Linked DNA regions of Homo sapiens: region 1 is linked to region 2. The links are chromatin loops, found by intact Hi-C in ENCODE. Cell type or tissue: heart left ventricle. All regions are shown on one strand. Links, peaks and the distances in the headings refer to the core of each region. The heading gives the core; the rest is flanking DNA.

Region 1 (12,959 bases), core at 2,109-10,108, 790 kb after region 2:
AGATCCCAGTGCCCCTTTTCTGAATTGCAAATACAACCCAATTTCCAAAGATCATCAGCAAGCACCATCTGCTTCATTATGGCTAAACCCCTTAAAAGGGAACCCGGGGTCTCTAAGGGTGATGGAGGACTTGGGATGAACCACTCATAAGAAAAGCATCATCTTACCTTCTGATGAAATGGTGCTTATAGTGACCACAGGGGATTGGCCAAGGCTGAGGGATTTTCCCAACATTCTGAGGTTTTTTTTGTTATTTCTTTGCCTGAGGACTTTCTCTGTCCACAAAAGCCACTTTGTCCACCTCTGTGGCATGCCAGAAGTGCCACACACACACCCAAAGCAGCTCTCAACCAATGCATGGTGAAAGTCGGTGGACAAATGCCCCAGCTCCCTCACCTCATGGGTGGAATAACTCTATGGTGTAGTCCATACAGACTGCCACAGTTCCCCAGCACGATTAAGCCTCAACCACCCCGGGAGCGCTAACAGGATGATGGCCTCTTTATTGTCTGCCTTCTCCTCCCTGTCTCACTTCCTCACTCTCTTAGCTGTATTGCCTTTTATCTCCAAGATAAACTGCTTGCATTTGAGTCAATATCTGCTAGGACAGGGGTAAGAACAATACCTTTGGGACCATTGGGTTAGCAGTTGTGGTGGAGATCCACTCCAGTATGGCCCCTGTGCCTGCTGCATGAAAAGAGGATGGGCTTTTGGAGCAGAGATGCCTAAGCTCCAAATCTGGTCCAGCTATTTACCAGCTGTGTGACTTAGGGAAAGTCAGAGAGCCTCGCTGAGCCTCTCTGTCCTCTAGTAAGATATGGGAATAGTAATGGGAGCCACTGCAATCAGTTGTTGAAAAGATGCATTGAAATTCTGCAGACTAAGCCCATGGCACAAGCAGGTGTTTATTCAAAAAGTATTAGTAGATTTATTCCATAATGGGCTCTGAGTGTGGCACAGTGAGGTGTGCAAAGGATGAGGCCAGATCCCCCTTCCTGGAGCTCCCAGGGAGATCAGATGTAAGGAGATTAGTCATGATGTTGCCATTTATGCTGGGAAACTCACGGGCTGGGGGCAGCTGGGGAGCTGCACCAAGGTCTCCAAGAGTCTAGCTGTGTGGTCCAATAGGAAGCCACCAACCACATGTGGCTATTTAAATTTACATTAATTAAAATTAAATACAATGTAAAATTCAGTTCCTCAGTCTCACTAGCCACATTTCAAGTTCTCAGTAGCCACATGTGGCTCGTGGCTACCATGTTGGGCAGTGCGGATCTAGAACATTTCCACCATCGTAGAAAGTTCTGCACTGGCCTAGTATTGACCCGGAATTCAGATCTAGCACTGTCCTTGCTGGCTGTCAGATTTGGGCATAGGTCCTTTCCTCCTTGAGCCTCAGTTTCTTCTCCTGTGAAATGGGCTGTACTAATCATGTCACTCTAAGCAGCGCGGTTATTGCAAGCACCAAATTAAAAGTTTTCGTGAAACCACTAGACAAGCACCTTGTCTGGAAGACTCTAGAAGCATAAATAACGTTGACCAAATCTACTTCAGCATTTGGTCTTGCCTTTCTTCATCTTAGATCCCGGGGTCCCGAACCTCCCTGTTTTTCTACCTGGGCCCTCACCACACTCCACTTCCATCCCCACTCCCCAATCCATCCTCTGTGATCACTGTCCCTCTCATCTCCAACTCTGCCCACGCCTTCAGGCAATCAGCACATAGACTAAGTCCTTACTGGGGTCTGCACAGACAGAACCAAAGGCTTGGACACATGAAGAGTGGAGATCAGGGAAAAGGCTTTCCTGGGCTCTAAGAGATGAGCTTGGAAAAGGGATGTCCCTAAAGGCATGTTACTAAGTGGAAGAAGCCAATCTGAAATGGGTACACACTGTATGGTTCCAACTATGTAACATTCTGGAAAAGACAAAACTATGGAGACAAAACAATAAAAAGACCAGAGGTTGCCAGAGAGGGATGAATAACAGAGCATGGAAGATTTTTAGGGCAGTGAAACTATTGCATATGGTACTATAATGGTGATACAAGTCATCAGACATTTGTCAAAACCCATAGAATAGCCAACACCAAGAGTGAACCCTCGTGTAAACTATGGGCCCTGGGTGATACTGATGTGTCAAGGTAGGTTCGCTGATTGTGACAAATGTCCCACTCCCAGCAGGATGTTGATCGTGAGGGAGCTTCTGGGTAAGGGTGGGGGTAGGGGAATGTGGGAACTCTGTACTTTCCACTTAATTTTGCTATGGACCTGAAAATGCTCTAAAAGAATAAAGTCTTCTTTAAAAAAAAAGATGGAACTGACTTTCAGTACCTTGGTCCAGTGAAGATGCCAACAGCAGTAACCAGTTAGAGGATGGACGAGCCATCATTTGGGGGGCAAGTGAAAAAGACACATTCCAAGGCTCAATAAAAAATACATTTTTTTAAGAATGCAAAAGAAAAGATCCTGCCAGAGTGGAAGGGAGCAGCACTTAGCTTAGATCTGTGGCACCCAGGATGCCCTGGGACCCTCCTGTTCTTAGCCACACCCCAGCCTGACCCTACAAAGTCAAGCCTTGCAGGGTAGAACCTTCATAATCTTCCAGCCATCATAGCCCCTGTGCCTGACACTTTCATTTCTCTTTATTTGCTCATTCTCTTCCTTCCACCACACCATGCTCAAATCATCCAAAACTTTCCCTTTATCACTGAGCCTCCCTAATTAAGCTAACATTATTAGAAGGTTGGGAAAAAAAGAAAAAGAAAACCCTCCCAAATTCTCTTTGCGTTTCAGTAGCTCTTTAATATGCGAGGCAACGAGAGATGAGCTGCTCCTAATTGCCAGTCCCTGGAGTAGCCAGTCAGAAAATGAATTGATGCGTTTTTTCCTTATGAACAATGCATGTAGCACAAATTGCAGTGGCCGTCACCAGAGATTTAATTACAAAATATCATTACTTTCACACATCATTTCAGATTTGGCCTGATCAAATCAAAGTTAGGGCGAGAGGGAGAGAAAACTGCACTCTTAGCAGGGACATTCATTCAGGGGTGGCTGCAACGCGGGTGGGAATTGGCATTGTCGAAACTTCCTCGGGGCCATTGCAGGGGAAGCAGCTGCCAGAGATGTCTATGCAAAGGGACGTTTCTGGGATTCAGGGTTTCAGCAGAGTGGAGGCTGTGGGCCTGCAGGAGGGGCCCCAGGGCGTGAGGAGCATCCCTCAAGGAAGAAATCAGGCTGCAGAGAGTCTTAGGACCCTGCAATTCAAAGGAGCTACAGAAAGTCCCTTCATCAGTGGCTCATGTCTCCAGTTCATTCATTCCACAAATATTTGTTGAGCACCTAGTGTGTGCCAGATGCTGCGCCAGACCCTGGGGAGGCAAAATTGTCAGCAAACAAACGTGGTCTCTGCCTTCAGCAGGTTCACACTCTGGTTGGGAAAACAGATTTGAATCGAATAATCACAGCATAGTGAGAGACAAGAGGGGTAGTGGAGCCCAGACTCTCTGGAATTTGAATTCCTGCTCCATCCATCCATCAGCTTACACTCTGAAAATGGAAAAAATATAAATAACACGAATCCCTGTTCCATCCTTTAACAGCTGTGTGACCTTGGCTTGGTCACTCAGCCTCTTGGTGCCTCAGCTTCCTCATCTGTGACATGGGGAAAATAATAGACTGGGTGCAGTGGTTCACATGTAATTCTAGCACTTTGGGAGGCTGAGGCAGGAGGATTGCTTGAGGCCAGGAGTTTGAGACCAGCCTAAGCAATGTAGCAAGACTCTGTCTCTACAAAAAAATTTAAAAATTAGCTGGGTGTGGTAATGTGTGCTTGTAATCCCAGCTACTCGGGAGGCTGAGGCGGGAAGATCACTTGAGCCCAGGAGTTCAAGACTGCAGTGAGCAGTGATGGTGCCACTGCACTCCAGCCTGGGTGACAGAGCAAGACCCTGTCTCTAAAAATAATAATAATAATAGTACTTGCCTCAAAAATGTATTGAAGATTAGATGACTTAATATTTATAATACACTTGGAGTAGTGCTTGGTATATGGTAAGCTCCATGTAAGTGTTTGTTAAATGAATACAAACTTAAAACTGCAACTGTAAAAAGCAAAGTATGTCATATTCTGAGAGTCTATAATAAAAGGATTCAACCTAGCCAGGGAAATCAGGAAGGGCTTGAGCTGAAATGCAAAGGAGGGGGTACATTAATTAAGGGAAACACTAAAGTAGAGTAGTCTTAGCAGAGAAACCAGCACATGCAAAAGCTCTGTGGCAGGAGGAAGCATTTTAAGGACAAGGCACTGGAAAAAAAGGCCAATGTGGCTGGAACGTGGTGCAAGCTAAGGATGAGGAAGTTGGTAGGGCTAGTCCATATAGGGCCTTGTAGGCCATAGTCAAGAGTTTGGACTATAAAAATTACTCGTGAGCTTTAGAATCTTCTCTCAGCTAGCTTTAGTTGAGATAGATTTATTGCAAAGGTGGCCCAAATTTTTTCCTTCCCTGTACCCACATCCCTTCCAATGAGACTTTACAGCTCCTCCCATCAAGAGGTGAAGTCTATTTTCCCATCCCTTGAATCTGGGCTGGCCTGGTGACTTGCTTTGCCTGATAGAATGTGCTGGAAATGACACCGTGCCAGTTCCGAGCGTGGGCCTCGAGCAGCTGGGCATGATTCTGCTGCTTTTCCTGGAACCCTGCTCAGTCACCATTAGCACAAGTTTGGCCTAGCCTGCTGGAGGGTGAGAGACCACGCAGAGCATAAATGAGTCATCCCAGTCAAGGCTGTGCTAGATCAGCCAAAAATCAGTAACACATGAGGGATCCCCAGCTGAGAGTTAGTAAAACTGTTCAGCCAAGCCCAGCAATGATCAGCAGAACCACCCAGCTGACCCACAGAATTATGAGTTACATACACAGCCATTGTTTTTAACCACAAAGTTTTAGAATGGTTTGTTACACAGCAGTAGCTAACTGATACACACATTGAGGGGTCAGGAGCATGGTAAGAAATGAGGGGGGTGGGGACAAAGAAAGGAAGAAGAATTAGGAGGAGGAGGAGAAGGAGGGAGAAAGAGACTATAGCAAGGTGTAATGCTGACACATCCAAGATGTGCACAGAGCTCTGGGAGCACCTAGGAGGAAGAACTTAGTTCTGCAGGGAAGAACGAAGAGCCACAGTCAGGAGAGGCTTTCCAGACGACAAAAAATGAGCACATGTCTGTCCAGGGAGGACAGGCGAGAGAAGAAAGAACATGGGCAAAGGCATGGAGTCATGAAAAGAGAGGAGGCTTGGTCAAGAGCAGGGAAAATGGTTGGGGCAGCCATGGGCCCTGGGCACGTGAGCATCAGCCTTCTATAGGCCATGCTAGGGGCAGAGCTAAAGGTGTAGCACCAGCTAAGGAGCACCCAGCTAGGAGGAGGCTGGAAGGACCTGATATGAACACTTGCTGTGGTTGCAGAAGATGGGGTGAGGGATTTGGACAGAGAGTTCCAGGATAGATACAACCACAGCAAGGGGGGACCAGGAAGCAGGGATCCTCAAGACCCACATAGCTCTTGGAAGTGGTGTAGGTCACAAGGGCATCTAGGACCCCACAAGCCAAGATCATTTCACGACTGTGTGGCCTTAGGCAGGTCTGTCCTCTCTGAGCCTGGCCTCTCGGAGGTTCTACCGAGGAACTCATAAATGAAGGCTGGGAAGGCACTTTGTAAACCAAACCGTGAAGCCCATGCAATTGGATGGGGTGGAGTTACTCGCATTCCTCATTCGGTGTATTTCCTCCGGTTTTATCCAAAAACGGAAGTTTTCCCAGAAAACCATGCATCAGTCAGAATCCCAAAGGAAACAGGTAGTAATTGAGGAGGGTTTAATTTTTTTTTTAAGTGAGCAAAACACCAGGATGGTGCCACACTCCATGAACAGCAACAGTGGGGAACCCTTACCACACCAAGGCCTGCAGGGACAAGGAGGAGAGCAGTTAGTGGGGGCTAGGGAGAGAAGGGGCTGCCAACAGCAGCTGCAGCTTCAGCCACCAACCTGGTGGGGAGGGAGCTGGAGAAATAAATGTCCCAAACCTCACTGTCCTCCCACCCTCCAGTCTCCGGCTAGAACCTCCCATTGGTTGAACCCATTCCAGAAGTTGGAAGCTTGTAATACACTCATAAGTCAGACCCCAGGGCCAGAGCAGGGGGAGGAGGTGGGCAGAGGACCTGGGTGAGCACAGAAAGACATCAGCACTACCTCCATAGAGGGTGTGTGGGAGGAGAAGAAAATAGGCTCTTTAAGACCTAGCAAGACATAGGCCAGGGACAGGATTCAGCGTCTCCAGAAGACCACCTCTGTGTCCAGGCCCTTCTCCAGGCTGTCTCCATTTCAGTGGTTCTCACATTGGAGTCTGGGGACCCTGGAGGCCCCTGGAACCCTTTCAGGGGGTCCACAAGGTCAAAACTGTTTTCATAATAATGCTAAGATATTATTTGCCTTTTGACTCTCATTCTTCCATGGATATATGGAGGAGTTTTCCAGAGGCTACTTGATATAGCCACAATTACCTGAAAAGACTATTAAAATCCTTCCTTCTTTTTCTAACTGCATATTGGAATGAGACCGGATTTTCTTCATACCCTTGAACCAAAACAACTTATCAGAACTTATCAGATTGAATGCAAAAGTAAATATGAGGCCAGGTGTGGTGGCTCTTGCCAGTAATCCCAGCACTTCGGGAGGCCGAGCGCGGCAGATTGCGTGAGTTCAGGAGTTGGAGATCGGCCTGGGCAACGTGGTGAAACCCCATCTCTACTAAAAATACAAAAAAAATAGCCAGGCTTGGTGGTGCATGCCTGTAGTCCCAGCTACTTGGGAGGCTGAGGCATGAGAATCACTTGAACCCAGGAGGCAGAGGTTGCAGTGAGCCAAGATCAAGCCACTGCACTCCAGCCTGGGCAACAGAGTGACACTGTCTCAAAAAAAAAAAAAAAAAAAAAAAGTAGATATGAGACTCTAAAGATTTGCAAAAAATAGAGTACAATGACACTCTTCTCACATTCTTCTTACTTTAGAAAATAGTTATTTTTCAATAAAAATGTTATTTATGTTGATATGTATTGGGCTTATGATTGTTTAAGTCAGTAAGTAAATTTTTTTTAATTTCTAATATAATAAATATTGATAGAGCTCACATAGAGAAAAAGTTCATGGTGGGGGGGGTCTTTGACAATTTTTAGGCACATAATAGGGTCCTGAAACCAAGAAGTTTGACACCACAATGCTCAGAAAAACTCTCTAAGGAAGTTCCTGGTGTCACGCTCTTGTTCGGGAAGAGGAAGCTGAGGCCAAGAGAGGGGATGACAGCTAGCCGGGGTTACACAGCTGGTTGGTGGCTCAGCTGGGATTCAAATCTGGGCTGTCTGGCACCAAAGCACGCTCACACTCTCCCCATTGCCCCTGCGGCAAGAAGCCACAGGAGCAGTGGATGGTGGAACAGCACCTGGCTTCTGCCACCTCTTCTAAGAAGGGAACTTGACAGGGATTGATTGATCTCAATGATCAGCTACAAATGGTCTCTACACGTGGCCATGTTAATCAGCTCCTACCAGCCAGGATCTGACCAGTTTGAAAGGTTTATAGCAACAATGTGGTGCTGATTTATTTCTCCTTAATAAAAAAGTGATCAAGTGAAACCTGCATCTATCATTCTATTTATCACTCGGGATGATTTATTGACTAATTACACTTGCAGTGGCCGCTGGCTCTAAGTATGGACGATGGGGGGAGGTGGGGTCAGTCCGGCCATCAGTGCTGCCCTGGACACGTCTGCCGCCTTCCGTTCCAGCCTTGCCATTCACATGTAGGCAAGAACATGCTCTCGAATATGGATGTTCAGACTCTGAAGGAAGCGGGAGAGAAGGGAGAAAGGGGTAGGTGAGAAATGGAGAGATTGTCTGGTCCCAGCCATTTGCCCCTTCCTGCCCCTTTATCCATGGAGAAGACACGGTGCAGAGAGCAGCAGGCAGGGTCGCCAGGTAAACACGGTTGCTCAGTTACTTTCAAATCTCAGATAAACAATGAACAATTTTTTAGGGTAAGAATGTCCCAAATATTGCATAGATGTCATGTAAAACCTGGCAACCCTGGCCCCAGGGCCATGAGGGACCTGGTAGAGTATTGAGCTGATGTCACTATGAGAAGTTCCAGTGTCCATAACCATAGCCCAGTCTCACTCTGCACGCTGCTCTCCCCCTGCTCAACCCATGGGCGTCCCACTAGGGGCTCTGGGAAGATGTGACTTCTCGGAGCTGGTGGGCAAATCACACAGCCTTGCTGAGCCTTATCTGCAAAACAGAGGCTCCCAGCCTGTCCCAGTTCTTCCCCTTCATGCTGCACAGGGCTGATGGGGATGGACAAGTCTGTCCCTTGCCAGCTACATGGTGGAGGGCCTATGGCAAGGGCTGCCATTGGGGCTGGCAAGACTGGGCCCCCATCCACCCTAGGAAGGTTGAGTTTCCTTTAGTCCTCTTGAAGACATAGTAACTATAACTCAAAACTTTTGTTTGTATCATTTTCCTTGAAACCTTGGCTTTGAGCTAGGAAAGGACAGAGGGTCAGCTGGCACAGCCTTTGTGGAAAAGCGCAGTGTATCTATCAAAGTTAAAAATAAGTGGATGTTGTGGCCTGTAATCCCAGCACTTTGGGAGGCTGAGGCGGGCGGACCACCTGAGGTCAGGAGTTTGAGACCAGCCTGACCAACATGGCGAAAACCCGTCTCTACCAAAAATACAAAAAAATTAGCCAGGCGTCTTGGCGCGCGCCTATAATCCCAGCTACTCGGGAGGCTGAGGCAGGATAATCGCTTGAACCTGGGAGGCAGAGGTTACAGTGAGCCAAGATTGTGCCACTGCGCTCCAGCCTGGGCAACAGAACAGGACTCCATCTCAAAATAATAACAATAATAAATAAGTGCCTGTTGTATTTAAAATAGAAGCACTATATGAGGACTTAGTAAATCAATCAACCAATAACTACCCCTTTGACATAGCAATCCCACTCCCAAGCATCCAAACCAGGGAATAACAAGGATGTTTCTATTAATACCGCCAAGTCACAAACAACCTGAAATCAATCTAAAGGGGATGAGATGGATGGACTGTGATGTAGTCAAAAGAAGACACAGAAGTCATCAGAATGAGAGAAAGATATTGCCTAACCTGCAAAGATTTCCAAGATATATTATTATTATTAATCATTATTATTATTAGAAAAAAGCAAGTTGAGAACGTTCCAGACCAGGATTCCTCAACCTTGGCACTACTGACATTTTGGGCCGGATCATTCTTCGTGTTGGGGGCTGTCCGGGGCAAGGCAGGCTGTTTAGCAACACTCCTTTAGCACTCTACACACCAGATGCCAGGAGCACCTCCCTCCCCAGCCATGATGATCAAAAATGTCTTCAGATGGTGTCAAATGTCTCCTGGGGAGTAAAATTCCCTCCCCATCCCGCTTTCCCACCCCCCACAGTGAGAACTGGTCTAGACAGCATTGTCAGGAATGTTTACATGAACCAAAGTAAACACCTAACTAGAACTTCTATAGGAACTTAGGTAAATGTATGAATGCATAGCAGAAAGTCTGAAGGGAGTCTCCAAACTGGGAGCTGGGGTTGTCTCTGAGGAGGGAATTGGGAATTTGGGTGGGGGGGAAGAGAGGGATCTGGGGAGACCTTTGCTTTTGTTGTATGATCTGCATGTTTGACCATGAGAATGCATGCATCTGTTCAGTACTTTTTTGTTCTTTGTTTGTTTTCTTTGAGAAGGAGTCTCACTCTGTCGCTCAGGCTGGAGTGCAGTGGCGCCATCTCGGTTCACTACAACCTCCACCTCCCGGGTTCAAGGAATTCTCCTGCCTCAGCCTCCCAAGTAGCTGAGACTACAGGTGCCCACCACCACGCCCAGCTAATTTTTGTATTTCTAGTAGAGATGAGGTTTCGCCATGTTGGCCAGGCTGGTCTCAAACTCCCGATCTCAGGTGACCCACCAGCCTCAGCCTCCCAAAGTGCTGGGATTACAGGCCTGTGCCACTGCACCCAGCCATCTGTTCAGTACTTTCATTATAAGAGAGAAAGGAGGAGAGGGAAGGGAAAGGGAGGGAAGGGGAGGGGAAGGGAATCAATGGGAAAGGAGGGTCAAGAAGGAGAAGGAGAGAAGGAAGGAAGGGAGGGAGGAAGAGAGGAAGGAAGGAAGGAAAGAAGGAGGGAAGGAAGGAAGGAAAGAAGGAGGGAAGGAAGGAAGGAGGAGGGAAGGAAGGAAGGAAGGAAAGAAGGAAGGAAGGAAGGAAAGAGGGAAGAAAGGAAGGAAGGAAAGAAAGAAGGGAGGAAGGGAGGGAGGGAGGGAGGGAATGAGTGGCAGAAGCCAAGTCTGCAGTTGGGAAATCATGGGACGTGCTGGCTTTTCCTCTCTGATCCTCAGTGTCCTCAAAGAGAAAGGCACAGCATAAACAGGTCTCTAAAGACCCCTCCTGCCCCGTCCACTGTTGAAGAGAGCCCCAAGGTGACCTGGCCCCCTCCCTCCCGGCTGTCCCTCCCACACAACCCAGTTGTTGCACAAAGAAAAGAAGTGCTTGGGGCTTCTCCTCCCTCTCAGCATCTCTGATTATGCCTCCCTGCAGGAGGAGGGGAGGTTGGGGCCTGGTCAGCAGCCCAGCTCCACACCGAGGACTTGAGGACTCGCTGGAGCTTGATTAAATAATTACACAGAATCTACTGAGTAATCATGCCCGTCTCAAGAAGCAAGGAGCACCTTCAGAGGGAGGTCCCATTAGTGATTTGGGGGCGTGTGAGTGTATTTGTCTACTGCCTATGATAAAATTATCATCAGAAGGCCTCATTTACAAAATGCATCCCTTTCCCCCATCTCCTTCCATCACCTCCCAAACCCAGAGATGTGTATAATGTAATCCCCATTCCACGGCAGAGGACAGGGACTCACGAGCTTTGGGGCTGGCTCAAGGTCCCAGCAGCAGGGGCTGGTGGCAAAGGTGGTCAAATACCAGAAAGTGCACACAGAGTGGGGACAAGGCTCAGGACTGAAACATTTTAGAAGAGGTTTTGTTTGTTTTTTATTGTTTTGTTTTGTTTTCTCGCTAGGATTATTTCTCTCCTTTCAGTTTTTGAAAACAAATCTAAAATCAGCCATGGGAGCCTCCCTAGGTCTTGCTGCCAAGAAAACAGCCGAGCATGGAGGGTGAGGGCTGGGACTCACTGCGGCCGCCCTCATTTCCGATTTACCCAGGCCAAAGGGGACTGCCAGGTGGAGAGGGGGAGCCCAGGCCATCCTGGGGCTCTGTTCTCAGGCCTAGGGGCCAGGATCTTCTGTAAGCCACCCACCCCCCAGCTCCAGGATAAGGACACCCCTTCCAGCCAAGCGCCTGGTTTAATTGGGAACGGAAATAAACGGCTTACAAGAGGCTACACCAGGGCTCTCTGTGGCCCACAGGGCCTGGTCCTGAGATTCCTGCTGCCTGCATGGCTTGGCCAGCTACCCACGCCAGGCCCCGTTGACTCATTTACACTGGAGCAGTCCAAATTCATCAATAATGATTTGTCTCTCTTCAAGAAGAGGCTCGCAATCAAAAGGCCATTAAAATTAAGTACTGGAGGAGCGGGGGCCAGGGAAGGGGGAGGGGGAAGAAAAGGGGGAGGGGTGGGGCCAGGCGGAGCTGAGTGTGAATCTCCACTGGATGTGGACACTTTCTTGTTGCGGGACCTTGGATGGGTCACGTCTCGTCCTGGTTTCCTCTTCTCTGAAACAGAAGGGCAGATATGGCTACAGTATCAGTGACACTGTGTATGGAAACACCCAGCAGGAAGAAGCACGAAGTGACCCTGCTATGAGGCTTCCAGCATTGGGACACATGGGGAAGGTGATGGATACTGAGCAGGGGTAATGCCAGCCTGCTAGGTCAGATCCCAGGGCAGCTACCCCTCACTGCCCAGCTGTCCTAACTCCAGCCCCTGAGTAACTACCCATTGCCACCTCAACTGGGCTCAACACCCCAGGGCAGGGCCACAGCTCGGCCCTGCTCTAATCTCTGGGCAGGAGCAGCAGAAGCATCAGGACACCCAGGACAGCCCTAGACCTTGGAAGAGGCTGGACCAGACAGGGCTCCCCAGCCCTCAGCAGCCTCTCAGCCCTCAGCCTTCCCCCTGCCATCTGGAGCATGGCATCTCAGGATGCCTCAGGCACAGAGAGGCGACCCCAGTGTCCCACACCCACCAACTGACCCTCCTACTGCCCTGGGTGTTAAGAGGCCAACGTGCAGCCTTCTTTTGGGCACCCAGACAGCTAACATGGAGTCCTATGCATGGGTGGCTGAGAAATGCACCACTGTCCCCACCCTGCCTTTCTCAAGAAATAAAACACAAACAAGAACAAAGAAAGAAAGCAAAAGGAAAAAAAAATGGAATTCTGCAGCCCATCCCACAAGGTCCAGGCCTTCCTTGGGAGAAGGGGAGGTGCCAAGAACTCCAGATGTGTTGATCCCTGGGTTTGCACAGCCATCTGATTCTTCTTGAGGACAGGAAATGAAATTTTACAAAGGTGCCCATTATGTGCCAAGCGCTTGTTACTTCATAGAACAACCACAAGGATACCACAAGGTTGGTATTAGTCATTCTTGTTTTTAAGGGAGAACTCAGAAAGATGAAAAGCCTTGCCCAAAATCACGAGTCTCAGACCCTCACGGTGCCAAAGCCAAGATTCAAGCCCAGGAACAGCAGATCCTGACTCGATTCTTCCTCCACGCTTCCACATGGCCACCCGAGCACCTGACTCTAGGTCCAGTTCCAGTGTGGGCTGGAAGGAGCCTCTCCATGCTGATGCCAATCACAATCATGGCCACTACTTCCCATGCGCCCCTGGGTGCCAGGCTGCAGCTCCAAAGGTTGGAGTCACTCCATCCT
Region 2 (12,959 bases), core at 2,385-10,384:
AAAGTCAGCTTCAAGTTTGTGTGCCTGGGTTTCTGCATCCTTCGTGACCATGTGCATCTTTGTGTACAACTGCATCTATTTGTTATATTTTGTGTTTGTGGGAATAGGACTGTGTCTCTGACACATGCGTGTGTGTGTGTATGGTAATTTGGAACGAGAAAATTCTCCTCTTTCTAAAGCGATGTACATACAATAGAGGAAGTAGAGACAGAGTCATCATGCTTCATTTCATATCCATACTTGACTTTCAACATTGAAGTTACTTACCTTTGAGGGCCTTAAGCTTTATCCCACCATCCTCTCACAGGTGCAATACTTGTCAAATGTCTAAATGCACCACAGCCTCAGGCCTGCCCGAAATTTAGTCATATGAGATGACATTTATGGGGCATTGAGGATAACGATATCACCCATTCTCTCAAACATTGTATTGTTGTGTATCTACAGTGCCAGACCCCAGGGTTAGATTCTGGGAATATAAAAACAAGGGGCCATTGAAGGTTATAGGCTTTGGAAACACGTTGGAGTTTGAGTTTCAGCTAATTCCCGTTACTGCTTGTGTGACCGTGAGCAAGTCACCTTATTTTTTTAAGGGTTTTGCTTCATCTGCAAATCATATACAGCAATACCCACCTCCCATGGGCTATTGTGGAGAATAAACGAGTACAAATCACCTGCAAGGTAACTAAACCCTGATAGATGCTCAAGAGTAATACTGAAGATCATCATGGTCATCACCATTTCCATCACTACTGACCAAAGTTTCTGCCCTCACATGGCATGCATATTGGCCGAAATTACAATTCCACTGCCTTGGTCTCTGATCCTAGATCTTTCCATGGCTTGTTATCTAGCTTCGTTTAGGCTATTATTCATAAAACCTTCTTCAGAAAAGTTTCCCTGACCATCCACCCGCTTTTATTTCTTCACTGCACAAATCGTTTCCTGTAATTCTGTTATATGTATTGTTTTTGCTTACCTGTTTATTTGTCTCCTTCAGTCAAGTATGCTTCATGGAAGAACAGTGACCTTATCTCTCTAGTTTGCTCTAGAATCAGATGTGAACTTTATCTTCAGTATCTAGGACAGTATCTGGTACAAGAAGGTGTTCAATCGGCATGTGTTGAATGAATGAGTCTATGAATGAATTAGTTAACCTGATTTGTGCCATTACAGAGCCCCAGAAAAAAATGCAACTAACTCTGCTGAAACCAAAGTATTCCTGTAGAAAGCTTTACAGAGCAGAGAGCATTTGATCAGGGAGACTGGCAAGGGTTCTCCGGCAAATGCATGAAGGGGCATGATCATAGCTACTAATTGTGACTGTATCTTGTGAAACAAACCAAGATCATCAATCGTGTTCCCCGTCTCCCTGGAGAACACTGCTGAACCTTAACACATGCCCTGGGAGTGTGTGGAAAAGAAGAAAAACCCCAAATTTCTGACTATGCATAATCCCCTTCAGTCTTCCAGAAGCATAGGTCCAAACTTCATTTGCATATAAATGGTCATAATTTTTTAATCATAGATAAATTCCATTCTGTTTGCTTGTCCTTTTGCCTTCCTTGATAGAGAAACAAGAGTGACTTATGATTCATGAGGAACAGCAATTAAAACACATATACATACAACACTTCCTTACTTCTTGCATCTCTTTTCACTCCTTCTCCCTCCCTGAGTGTCAGAAAATGCCATCTTGATTGAGAGGTAGTGGTTACACAGTGGATTCCCATGGTTTCTTTCCAAATCCTAGGTTCTTCACTCACTTTCTATGCAATTGCGGACAAGTCACTTCACCTTTCTAAACCCCAGCCTCATCATTCATAATGAGTAAAACATAAAATCATGAAGGTTTTTTGCATAGGCTAAAAGAACTGGTGCACCTAAAATACTAACATAAAGCAAGTTCTCAAAATGAAAGTTATTATCATTTTATTAGTATCATCATATTGTATGAAAATACATAGAGATGACTCATTTCAAATCAGCAAGAGAAACCCAAGGTCTTACTCTCAGCAGAGAAGAGAGAGAAATAAAGCTACTATATAGGAATGTTGATACAGATTATACCTAGATGGTGATCATATTGAGAAACTCTGTATTTCATCTCAGAGAGATCTTAAATTGGAAAATAGTATAGGTACCACTCAAGAGAAGATCTGGTCCCTGAACCTTACTAATATCTGACATTAGGAAGTAGACCAGCACGACAAAAATCAGTCATCATCGGACAGAGATCTATTTGATACTTATTTTAAAGACAACTGTGTTGGTTTCTGTTTCAAGCCCTTTACTCTTGTTCTGAGATCATCTGTGGGAGAGAAAGGGCAAAGTGCAAGTGGGGGTGGAAGTGACACGTATCAGGTCCTCCTGCAGGTGTTTTCTTGCTTTATCTCATCCGATTTTCACACTGCCCTCTGAGACAAGATTTATTATCCCAATTTGCAGATGAGGAATTTGAGGCTTAACAGGGTTAAGTAATTTGCTCACATCTGCTGAAGGAAAGCCTAGACTTGCAGTCAGGCATCCAGAATACTTTCATTTATAACACACATCCTGTTTTACATGGATATTGAAGATGTGGGATTATTTTTTAGCCCCAGTTTGTGGACATCTCTTGCCAGAGTTATTTTCCTAAGAACCTAGAATCATTTGTTTGACTGTATATCAGGCTTCTGTGGATGCAAAGCCCACTAGCACCATGCACTCAACATTTCCAAAACTAAACCCAACATCTGCCCACTCCCTCATTTCCACGATCTCTCTTCCCAGAGATCTACTCCTTTTACACTTTTTTCCAAATAATTGTCTTTCCCCATGCATCACTCTAGACTGCTTCTTCAACTCACCTCCCATCATCACATAAGTCAGTAAGTCTTATCTAATATTCCTTTGAAGATATGTCAAGTCCACCCCACCAGCTCCAGCTCCAGCTTCACTATTAAGTCAATTTATATCTCACTTGAAGCAGGTAGCTGTAGCCTCCTCTCTGGTGTCCTTGTCCTGGTATTTATCACTCTAGCCCATCCTTTTGGTTCGGCCAAGTTTATTGTCTTAAAAACAAATGTAATCATTGTGCCACTCCTCTGCTGCTTCAAAACCTTTGAGGACTCCCTTCTGTCTACATGTTGAAGATCAAACACCTTAGCAAGTCACCTGCAATATAACTCAACATTATGCTTTTGTCTCATCTCTTACCAGCCCCCATGGAAATGCCTAATTATTCCTCTGAAATGCATTGCATGTTTATTCTCTTGTATTTTTCCCATTTTAAGGAAAATCCTACTCTGATTTCTTGTCTGTTAACAACTACTTAATCTCCAAAGCCTACAGTGAATGTCCTGTCAATCTCACCAAACTTCCCCAGACAAACTCAGCTCCCTCCCTTGTCAGTACTTCATGCACACTGCTATCATTGGCCCTACCCTGTGATCATTTTTACACACACCTGCCTCCCTCAGTATAGCAGGAGCTTCTCAGAGATAAATATTTTTTTTTCACATTTTTCTTCGTCTCCTTAGTATCTAGCCTGAGAAGTTTCCGACAGTGAGAATTATAATGCAGGTATCATTTTGCATGTTAACACTAACATATCATAAACATGTTCCCACCGAGCTACTCAGTCTTCCTAATTATCCTTTTAATTGCTACATAATATTTCTTCCTGTTTATGTTCTATAATTACCTAAACATTCAATTCAAGTCATTAAATTCAACAAAAATTTCTAAGTACTTAATATGCGGCAGGTACCATGCTAGATGCTGGAGACACCAAGAGGAGGAAGACATGACCTCTTCCCTGCAAAGACTGTGCATTCCAGTGATCATGTGATAAGGGCTATGATAGAGATATATCAATGAATGGATTGGGAACACTGGGTAGGGGGAGTTTTATTTTTCCTGAAGAAGTTGAAGAACATAAATTTATAGGTGATATTTTCTTTGAGTTTTAAAAGTTGAATACAAACCTAAGAGAACTGGTAAGAAAGCAAAGAGGGAGGGTGAGAGAAAAGATAAATTACTAAGACCTCACAGTTTTTAAGGGGTCAGAGCTAGGATTTCAATACAAACGGTTTGATTCTAGGACCCCACTGTTATCCCTTATCTGCTGGTAAATTCCTACCCACCCAACAATGCTTTGCTTCAACCAGCTCCACACTCTTTCTCAGTTGTTATTTATTTATTTATTTATTTATTTTGCTACAGAGTCTCACTCTGTTGCCCAGGCTGGAGTGCAGTGGCGTGATCTCAGCTCACTCCATCTCCCAGGTTCCAGCGATTCTCCTGCTTCAGTCTCTCGAGTAGCTGGACTACAGGTGCACGCTACCATGCCAAACTAATTTTTTTGTGCCACCACGCCAAACTAAATTTTTGCATTTTTAGTAGAGACGGGGTTTCACCATGTTGGCCAGGCTGATCTCGAACTCCTTTCCTCAGGTGATCCACCCACCTCGGTCTCCCAAAGTGTTGGGATTACAGGCGTGAGCCACCGTGCCCAGCCTCAGTTCTCTTTTTATTCAGCCCTTATGTGTTGCACAGAGCTGGGGCGTGCTAGCAAATTTTCTCCAACCCACATTTTCGTTAAGTTTGATAACTAGAATTTTGCAAAGTATTTTTTTTGAGTTTTACAAAATGAGCTCACTAATATGATGCATTCTCATCCTTTGTTCCTGTTTTCTATAAGAATTGCAATGTTACCAAGGAAACAAGATTCTAGAGCAAATTCCTGATAAATGTTAGGTTCTCAAAAGATAAATGAAAAAATGATCAACCAATGGCTAAATGTATGAGTTTGGCTGTGTGGAAAGTAGAGAAGAATTAGTAGAATGTGAAAGGCTCATGTATAATGTACTTAAGGCGTAATGTAGGTTACATTATGACACTTGCAGAAGTAAAACAATAACAAGAATAACAAAAACAATAATAACAATAAACAGATACCCAAATTAGTATCTTGGTACCTTATCAGAAGCATTCCTGCTTGTGGAATCAGAAGATCAAAGAGTATTAAGAGCTATGATATCATCCCTACCCTGTGACACACTATTTAATCTAAGAAACCATTTAAAAAGGGGAAAACAGCAGATATTATATGGACCACCTTCTATATTATTAAAAGTCTGGAAACAATCTAAAATGTCCACCAATAGGGAGTGGTTAAATAAATTACAATATGTGAACTGGAAGGAGTATTATAAAGTCATTAAAATGGTAATTAGAAAGATTATGTAGCCACATGGAAAAACATTTGCTGTGTAGTATTAAGGGGGTGGGGGAAGCTGAATACAAAATTGAAGCTAGGCCATCAATGCAGTTATGGAAAATGTATGCACATGAATTAAGACACCAGGGGAAGAGGCATGCATGTGACCAGCTGTTCTATACTGGCGTATTTTTTCTTTGAAACATGTCCTTTAATTTGCTATGATGTGTATTTTCTGGCCTAGCGTATGCTCTCCAGCCTCTAGGGGGAGCTCAAGGCTTCCCCTACTCAAGCCTCTTCTATCCAACCCCGGGAAGATAGAGGAGGTCTCCAGGAGCCTGAGGCATAGTGAGGTACCCAGGGCTGGGCGGCCATGGGGGCCTTAAAGCTATTATGAACAGAACAGAACTGAAGCAAATTTTCCCTCGGCCTTTTCTCCTGCTCCTTTCTGTGTATAGTCCTTGACCCCTCTTTTAGAATCAGTTGCTTTCTTGGCGTTTTCCTCTTCAGTGCATGTACATATTTCTGTTGCTACTGTCCTTGTCCGCTACATTAAGAAGGATCTAGACAGTCTTTCATCTGGGATGCAAAGATCGCTCATAGCCTACTTTTTTAAGAAAAGCAGAAATTATTCTATATATTTATTTGCACAAGCAAAATAATAATAATAAAGATATATTTTTATGGTCTCATAATTTCTAATTTATTTTTTTAAAAAGGAAGCTACCTAAGTTTCCATCAATAGCATACTGGTTAAATAAGTTAAGGTACATCTTTGTAATTAAATACTAGGAAGATATTTTAAAAATAAAACATGCATATGGATTGATAAAGTTCTTCAAAATATAGTGTTCAGAAGAGAGAAAGGCAAGATGCAAAATAACCTCTCTCTCTCTCTCTGTGTGTGTGTGTGTGTGTGAATAAATTATCCAAATGATCATAATGAGAAACATTTGTCTACATATGCTAGAGTGGATAAGTACTTAATATGTAATAATATGTGAGAAAATGATAAAAAACAGTTACCTAAGTGGAATAAAAACTGAGGGAATGACACAAACTTTTGCTTTTTACCCCATATTATATTATTTTATTTATTTTCCCTGTGTACATATTAGTTTTTTATTTTTTTTAAAATGGGATTAGGGTAGGACCTAAGGGTAAGGAGGCTGAGATAGGTGACTCTGAATCAGCAGATTCTTTATCTCCCAAATATATCACAGTGAGCTGGGCTAGAATATGTGTGTGTGTGTGTGTGTGTGTGTGTGTGTGTGTGTGTGTGTGGGTGTGTATGTATATGAAATCAGATAGGGATTTGGGCCCAAACTAGAACATGCACCTACCACTACTAGCACTATTATTTATACTACTACTAATAAAGTAACAGCAATAAATTTAAAACAATAAATGTATTTAATACTGATAATAAATTAATGTAAAGCAAAAGAAACAAGTATTTAAGGTTGAATACTTAAACTAAAATGTGTAAAATACTTTACTGCTTTTTTTAATTGTGAAAGGAGAAATTTCACAAACAAGTCCATTTTAACCAAGTTGCATTTTGACCATTACAAAGGAAATGGAAAGTCCATTTAAAGTAGGACAGGGCTAGTCCCTGCTTGTGGTTTCATATTGGCTTCCTAATAAACTGTGACCCATTACAAATGAGATTGAGCTGGCTTTGTGCTTTGAAATTTTTTTTCTCAAATGTCTGGTCTCCTTAGATTTTTGAGCCCTGTTTTGCTTTTGCTGTCCATGAGGTTTTGAAGTTCATTGATTTTGCTGTTTTAAAATATTGCTTCTGAATGGGGGTGCTTGGGGAGTGAGGACTGACTATGGAAGCCAAAGGCAGAGAGATGAGTGCAGAGACATTTACAGTCAAGGCCAGAGTCCTGATGTGGCCTTGCCCTAAAGCTGTGCCCAGCCTAATCTCTTTTCCATGTGTAGCCTCACTGGGGAACTGTAGCATCTCAGGCTTTCTGAGGAAGCAGACACTACAATGAGAACCCAAATCCTATTCTTCCAGCAGAGCTCAATCATTAGAAGAAAATGGAATGTGGAAAGCATGTCACATACCTAACAGGGATGCTTTGCTTAGGCAGCCACAGCCAAAAGAGTCACATCTTCACATCAGTTTCTCTCCTGCATGTGTGGCCCAGGAGTTGCTACTCAATACCACCCCTGGAGAAGAGCATGGCATGGAACCAGAGCTAATCTAGGGCTTTCATTTCTTTATTGCCTGCAGATTCCTTCCCTACCCAGGCCTGAGACAGAGTCTGTAGGGATGGAATACAGATGTGAGGGCAAGGGCTCCCATATCCTGGTATACAAAGCTCAGCCTGATGGTCTACATACCATTACTACTCAGTGGTTCCCAGGGCTCCCTCCATAGATGCCCTGACAAATGGTTTAGTGTAGAGTGATGAATGGTGACATTCCTGTCCACTGGGTTGGTGTTTGAATCTCTTTGGTCAAAAACAAAGTTGGTTCTAGCCATATACCAGAAGTCTTCATCCTTCAAGATTTCTTATTTGGAATTTAGACCATCTCTTGTCATAAAATTTACACTATTACAAAAGAGGGGTTAGAACCACAGTACAACCCAGAAAAGCAGTTTGAGTTACCATATTTTATAAATGCATAGCTAGGCATAAACTGCAAGCCTGCAATCAAACAGCCAGCTTCAGAAGCTCTAATAATCCCTGTGGTCTAGAACAAAATATTGAATTTTAATGTTCCTTCTGCAAAAATGGGGTTAGTAACATCAACCCTCTGAAACCACTGAGGCAATTAAATCAGTGGATGTACGCGAAAGTGCTTGGCCTAGTGCTGGGGGATTGTATTTGAAGTATACTTCCCTGTTGCTTCCAAAAATTCCTAATATACTGAAATGTCATACATACGTTTAACTCTAGCTGCTTCTTAAGTCACCAACAAAAAGACAGTGTTAAGAACAACTTTTTGTGCTTGAACCAATTTGCCATAAGTAACATCTTGCAAGCCCCCAGTGCCAACTGACTTATCACTAAGCTCATCCCAGATGAGACTTTGCAAATCTCTATTTATAAAATGAATACCTTGCTGCTAACTTATATTGGGAGGGAATTTCACTTGCCTTCAAATAAATATGCTGTCAGTAATTGCTGTATTTCCATTTCCATCATTCTGCAAGTCTCTAGCCAAAAGGTCACATGCTAACTTGGTACGTATGTATATATGTTGGGTAGAATACTTGCTCCAGATGATACTAGCACTGGATCTTGGGGCATTTATCCGATGTCTCTGAGCCTCAATTTTCTTACATGAAGAATAACAGTTACTATATTTACTGCAAAGTTCTGTTGAAAGATTAAATCATATGATGCATATACACGCCTGGGCCATATGGCAATTATTACTGTTGTTCTTGTTATCTACGACTTCATGAGACTTTATTTTCAGCATCATGAAAGATGTGACTGACTCCTACTTCTGTTTGATCATTCTCCTTTCCCATCCATACCAAAATGAATAGAATAATAAAATTACGAACATTTAAGGTAGATCTTTAAACCAGTGCAATATCCAACACAGAGCATTGCATGTAGTAGAATTAATGAACATTTGATGACAAGTTGAGTAAATAAAACAGTCCATACACCCCTCAGGGTTTTCAGTCTTTTCTAGAACATCATTAACAAGCAGTCTTCAGACCTATGTCTGAATATCCCCAGCCTCCAGAAACTTAAAACTACTTCAATTGCATTTATAGTGGGTTTACCAAATGTGTGACTTGTGAAGCCATCTTCTAACCCTACACCTACGGCAGTTTACACGCATTGATAAGGGCACCAAAACAGGATCACAGAATCCTTAGCTCCAGCTAGATTACCAAAAAAAAATCAGAGTACTCTTCATATTAGAGAAGTCTGTCTTTCAGTGAGTCATCATCTATTTCTTTCTACTTCTTTTCTTGTGGCCCTAAAAGCCAGACAGAAATAGTCTGATTGTTCTCCTGCATGAGGTTGCTTCAGAGAGCTGCAGGCAGCTTCTCAGTGTTTCAGATCCACCTTCAGCAGGAAATATTCTTCTGCAACCACCACACACATATTCCAGAGATGTGAATAAGAAATAGGGGAGTTCTTCACAATTTGTTCATGAAGAGGGAAAAGGAGAGGCCTCTTGGTCTCTGAGCTATTATTAAAATAAATATCATTGGCTAAAAGGCCAGAAAAAGTTTCGGGACCACACAGGCAACTGACACTTTTCCAACTCTACCATATCATCACTAATTGGATATGCTAACACTTTCTGTAGCATTTCATAAAAAATGTTTCAAGACCAAGTGATAAGATGTCTAAACAAGCTTGTCTTTGGATGCTTGCTCTGGTTAGTTCTGAGGAAATACCTACAACAAAATAGCAAAGGATTTTTCTCTCCTCTAGTCCCAGGTGGGTAATTTTCTCTCCCCACCCCTTCTCTCAGTGTGTGTGTGTGTGTGTGTGTGTGTGTGTGTGTGTGTGTGTCTCCCTGCCCCTCAATGGGAACACAGTCAGATTTTGCTATACTTCAGAATCATGAAACCTCTTGAAATAGCCATAGTTCAGGGCTGAAGTGTCAAATCCAGAGAGCTTCACTTGAATTTTCCTTGGATTGAACACTTCCCCAGAGAGATACAAAATTACAAAGATCATGTTTTGTGGATTTACTTCAGGTTCAGTCAGAATGTGTTGTAAAAGGTTAAACTTATTTTTTAATAGCAACAGTACCCATCTTTCAGAGTCCAGAGACACCCTCTATTTCTGCCTCAAGATTTGCCTTCTTGAGGCAGAAATAGAGGGTGTCTCTGGACTTCTGAAAGATAGATACTATTGCTATCTGTAGGATCATATTTTCAGAAAGAAGTCATATTGGCTCAAATTTGCAAAAACACAATAGGCATTTTAATGAAATTGCTGAAGAAAAAATAAAAGGTGCCTACATGTTTTGTCTACATCAAATTATGTGCTCTGCTCTGGAAAACTCAGGTTTCTTGCCTATAAAAGAGAAACCGTCTATTGCATTTATTGTCCCATCAACCTCATCTTACCTATCTAAGGAGATAAACAGCCAATGCTTACACCTTCCATAGCTACTCAAAGCACTTGGCCTTGAAAAGTTGCTGTATTCATTTCCTGTTTCTGCTCCTACAAATTAATGCAAACTTCATGGCTTAAAGCAACATAACTTGATTATTTTACTGCTCTGGAGGTCAGAAGCCTGAAATGGATCTCACATGGCTAACACCACGGTGTCAGTAGTGCTGCATTTCTTCTAGAAGTTTTAAGGGAGAATTGAGTTTGTTGCCTATTCCAGCATCTAGAGATCTCCTATATTCCTTGGCTTGAGACCCCTTTCTTCATCTTCAAAGCCAACAGAACAGCATCTCCAGGTGCTGCTGTGTAACCTCCTTCTTCCACTTATAAGGACCCTTGAGAATATGTTGGACCCACTGTGATAATCCAGGGAAATCTTTCATCTCAAGATTCTTAATCACCTCTGCAATGTCTCTTTGACCATGTAAGATAATATACTCAGATATATTTTGGGGACGGGTTTTGGGGACTGAGACATGGACAACATTGAAGGACAGCATTGCTACAAATGCTAACGTAAGATCATGGGCTGGACCTAGATTTAGAAAATAAGGCAGGCAGATGAAGGAGAGAGAGCCTTTGGCACTGGTGAAGAACTTGCCTTTTGCCTGGCTCCTTATTTTGTCATCATAGAGTCCAAGTAAAGTGGGGAGAGGAGTCCCATGTCTAAGATATGGAAACTGAAATTGAGAGAGTTTGCATGGTATTTCCGAGACTCACAGTTATTCCAAGGAGATCAAAATCGAAGCTCTTTCCATAGCACTATGCCCCTGGCTACACCACAAATATTACATGGCAGATGTGTTTAGCAAGGTTTTATGATGCAGAGCCAGGGCTCTGCACAAATATTAACTTACAGTTGGTGACTTCTCACAGCTAAAGGTTATTCCTCAAAGGTGAAACTTACTTCATGAAATAGCTTTTTTCTTTAGTGGGAAGTAAGCAAAAACATTTTTGTATTTTTGGCTGAGCCAAAAGAAATGCTGTTTCGAAAGAGTAAGTAGTTTTCACCTGTGCACACTATATTACATTTCAGTACTTTAGAGGTGGTTTTTAAGGAATATCCAAAAAAATCAAAAGGTAAAACGTTTTCTATATGGAAAATTATTTTAAATCTTTTAAATAAGAGGTTAGTCAGGGGTGAGAGAAGGAGTGTAGAGTTAAATAACTGGTATCCTATTCCCCGTGCCTTGTGTTTCTGAGCCAAATTGTATTGAGTTTTAAAAGAAAGAGTCTTGGCATTTCCACAAAATTTGGGAGAAGGGAAAAACATCTCATAGAAATGCTGCTAGAATAAATCATACTTGGAGACTTCTGGCCAGAGAGAGCAGCCTTCTCCATCCACCCCAAATTAGGCTAAGAGGTTTTCTTTGAAATAAAATGGACCTTTGAAATTCTGAATTATTAGAGTAACTCAAACTACATATTTAGAATTCTGAGTAAGGCCAACAATCATTTCAGGCTTTTTTTTTTTTCATTTTTCTGTTATACAATATGGTCTTCTGCATCATTCTGGGAAGAGGCGTGGTAGATGACATTTTATAAAAACTTATTTTGCTTTAAAAGCTTTACATTTTGTTTCAATGCCAAATTCAAATTTGAGCATCTGAGAAAAGCATCTCACTTCTGAAAGTTATTGATGATTTTACAAATAAGTCAATATTTCACTGATTTCAATAATAAGGCTGAAAGTTTGATTACCACCTGGCCCATTTGCTACACAACATTCAGCTTATTCAAAGGCCAAATACAAATCTCATTAATAAGGAAGAATGCATATTTTAGGTGAACTATTTTAGGTAGAATAAACTTACGAAAGCGTTAGAAAGATTAAACCTGAGGAGCTTATGATCACAATCTATAATGGGAAGGAAGAAAGAGAAATTAACATTTTAAAAGTATCTTCTAATTTCTCTTATTATTTCTGTGATCCTTACAATAATGCTTTGAGATAGATAAAAATAACCCTTTACCTAAAGAAAGTGAGGCTAAGAAAGCTTAAGTGACTTTTCCAAAGACACTTTTGTAAGGAGATGGTCAACTTTAGAAGACCTCAGCTTCCAAAAATATCAAGAGATATTTTTCACTGCCCCTAGCACAAATATATTCACTCTACCCTCATCAGAGATGTGAGGTTAAAATCCATGTAAGTACAAAAGCCTTTTATCAGTTTCTTTACTTGTTACATTGGAATATTCCATTTGAATCAGGTATGTTTCCAGGCTGGACGTGAAGTGATGTGAAAATACAGTGATCCGCAGGTCACCTATGCAAGGGTTCACCACTCAGCTGGTAGTTAAAATGCTGTCACTCTCAAATCTTGTTTGGCTTTCCCACATGTACCCATGGTTTCTCCAACACTCTCAGATGTTCCATCCCTAGCATTTGAATTAATATGTTCAAATTGATTGGCCATATGTAATGATCAATTTAGTTAATGTCGAGAACACCAACTAAGAGATTATTTCTATCTGGTGCCAGGTCCACCTTTGTGCATGCTGATAGAAACAAGGAAGGTCCTTCTGTAGAGAGAAAGTAGATCCCAGAATCAGAAACCAGGAATGCACATTCCTACATTCCTTATCCTTAGAGATCAATGCTATCTCTTATCATATACATATTAAACTACAATGCATTAGTAT

What was found. A loop is a pair of places that touch in the nucleus more often than their neighbours do. Peaks named below come from ENCODE experiments on the same cell type or tissue, not always from the same donor. Only the 100,000 strongest peaks of a DNase experiment are listed, where the experiment ranks them.
Region 1: a loop joins it to region 2, with 3 times the contacts of the local background. A loop is called at or near these places in 18 of 110 quality-filtered maps.

The regions. Positions count from the first base shown.
Region 1 is chr20:40,949,298-40,962,256 of GRCh38, forward strand. No RefSeq gene overlaps it. Among named protein-coding and RNA genes, the nearest start is that of TOP1, 73 kb to the right of the region's middle. RefSeq lists an enhancer at 11,639-12,270. In heart left ventricle, for the core only: no CTCF peak of the experiment used is centred there; no DNase peak of the experiment used is centred there; H3K27me3 peaks cover 890 bases.
Region 2 is chr20:40,154,797-40,167,755 of GRCh38, forward strand. No RefSeq gene overlaps it. Among named protein-coding and RNA genes, the nearest start is that of LINC01370, 160 kb to the left of the region's middle. In heart left ventricle, for the core only: a CTCF peak has its summit at 5,470 (motif pointing right); no DNase peak of the experiment used is centred there.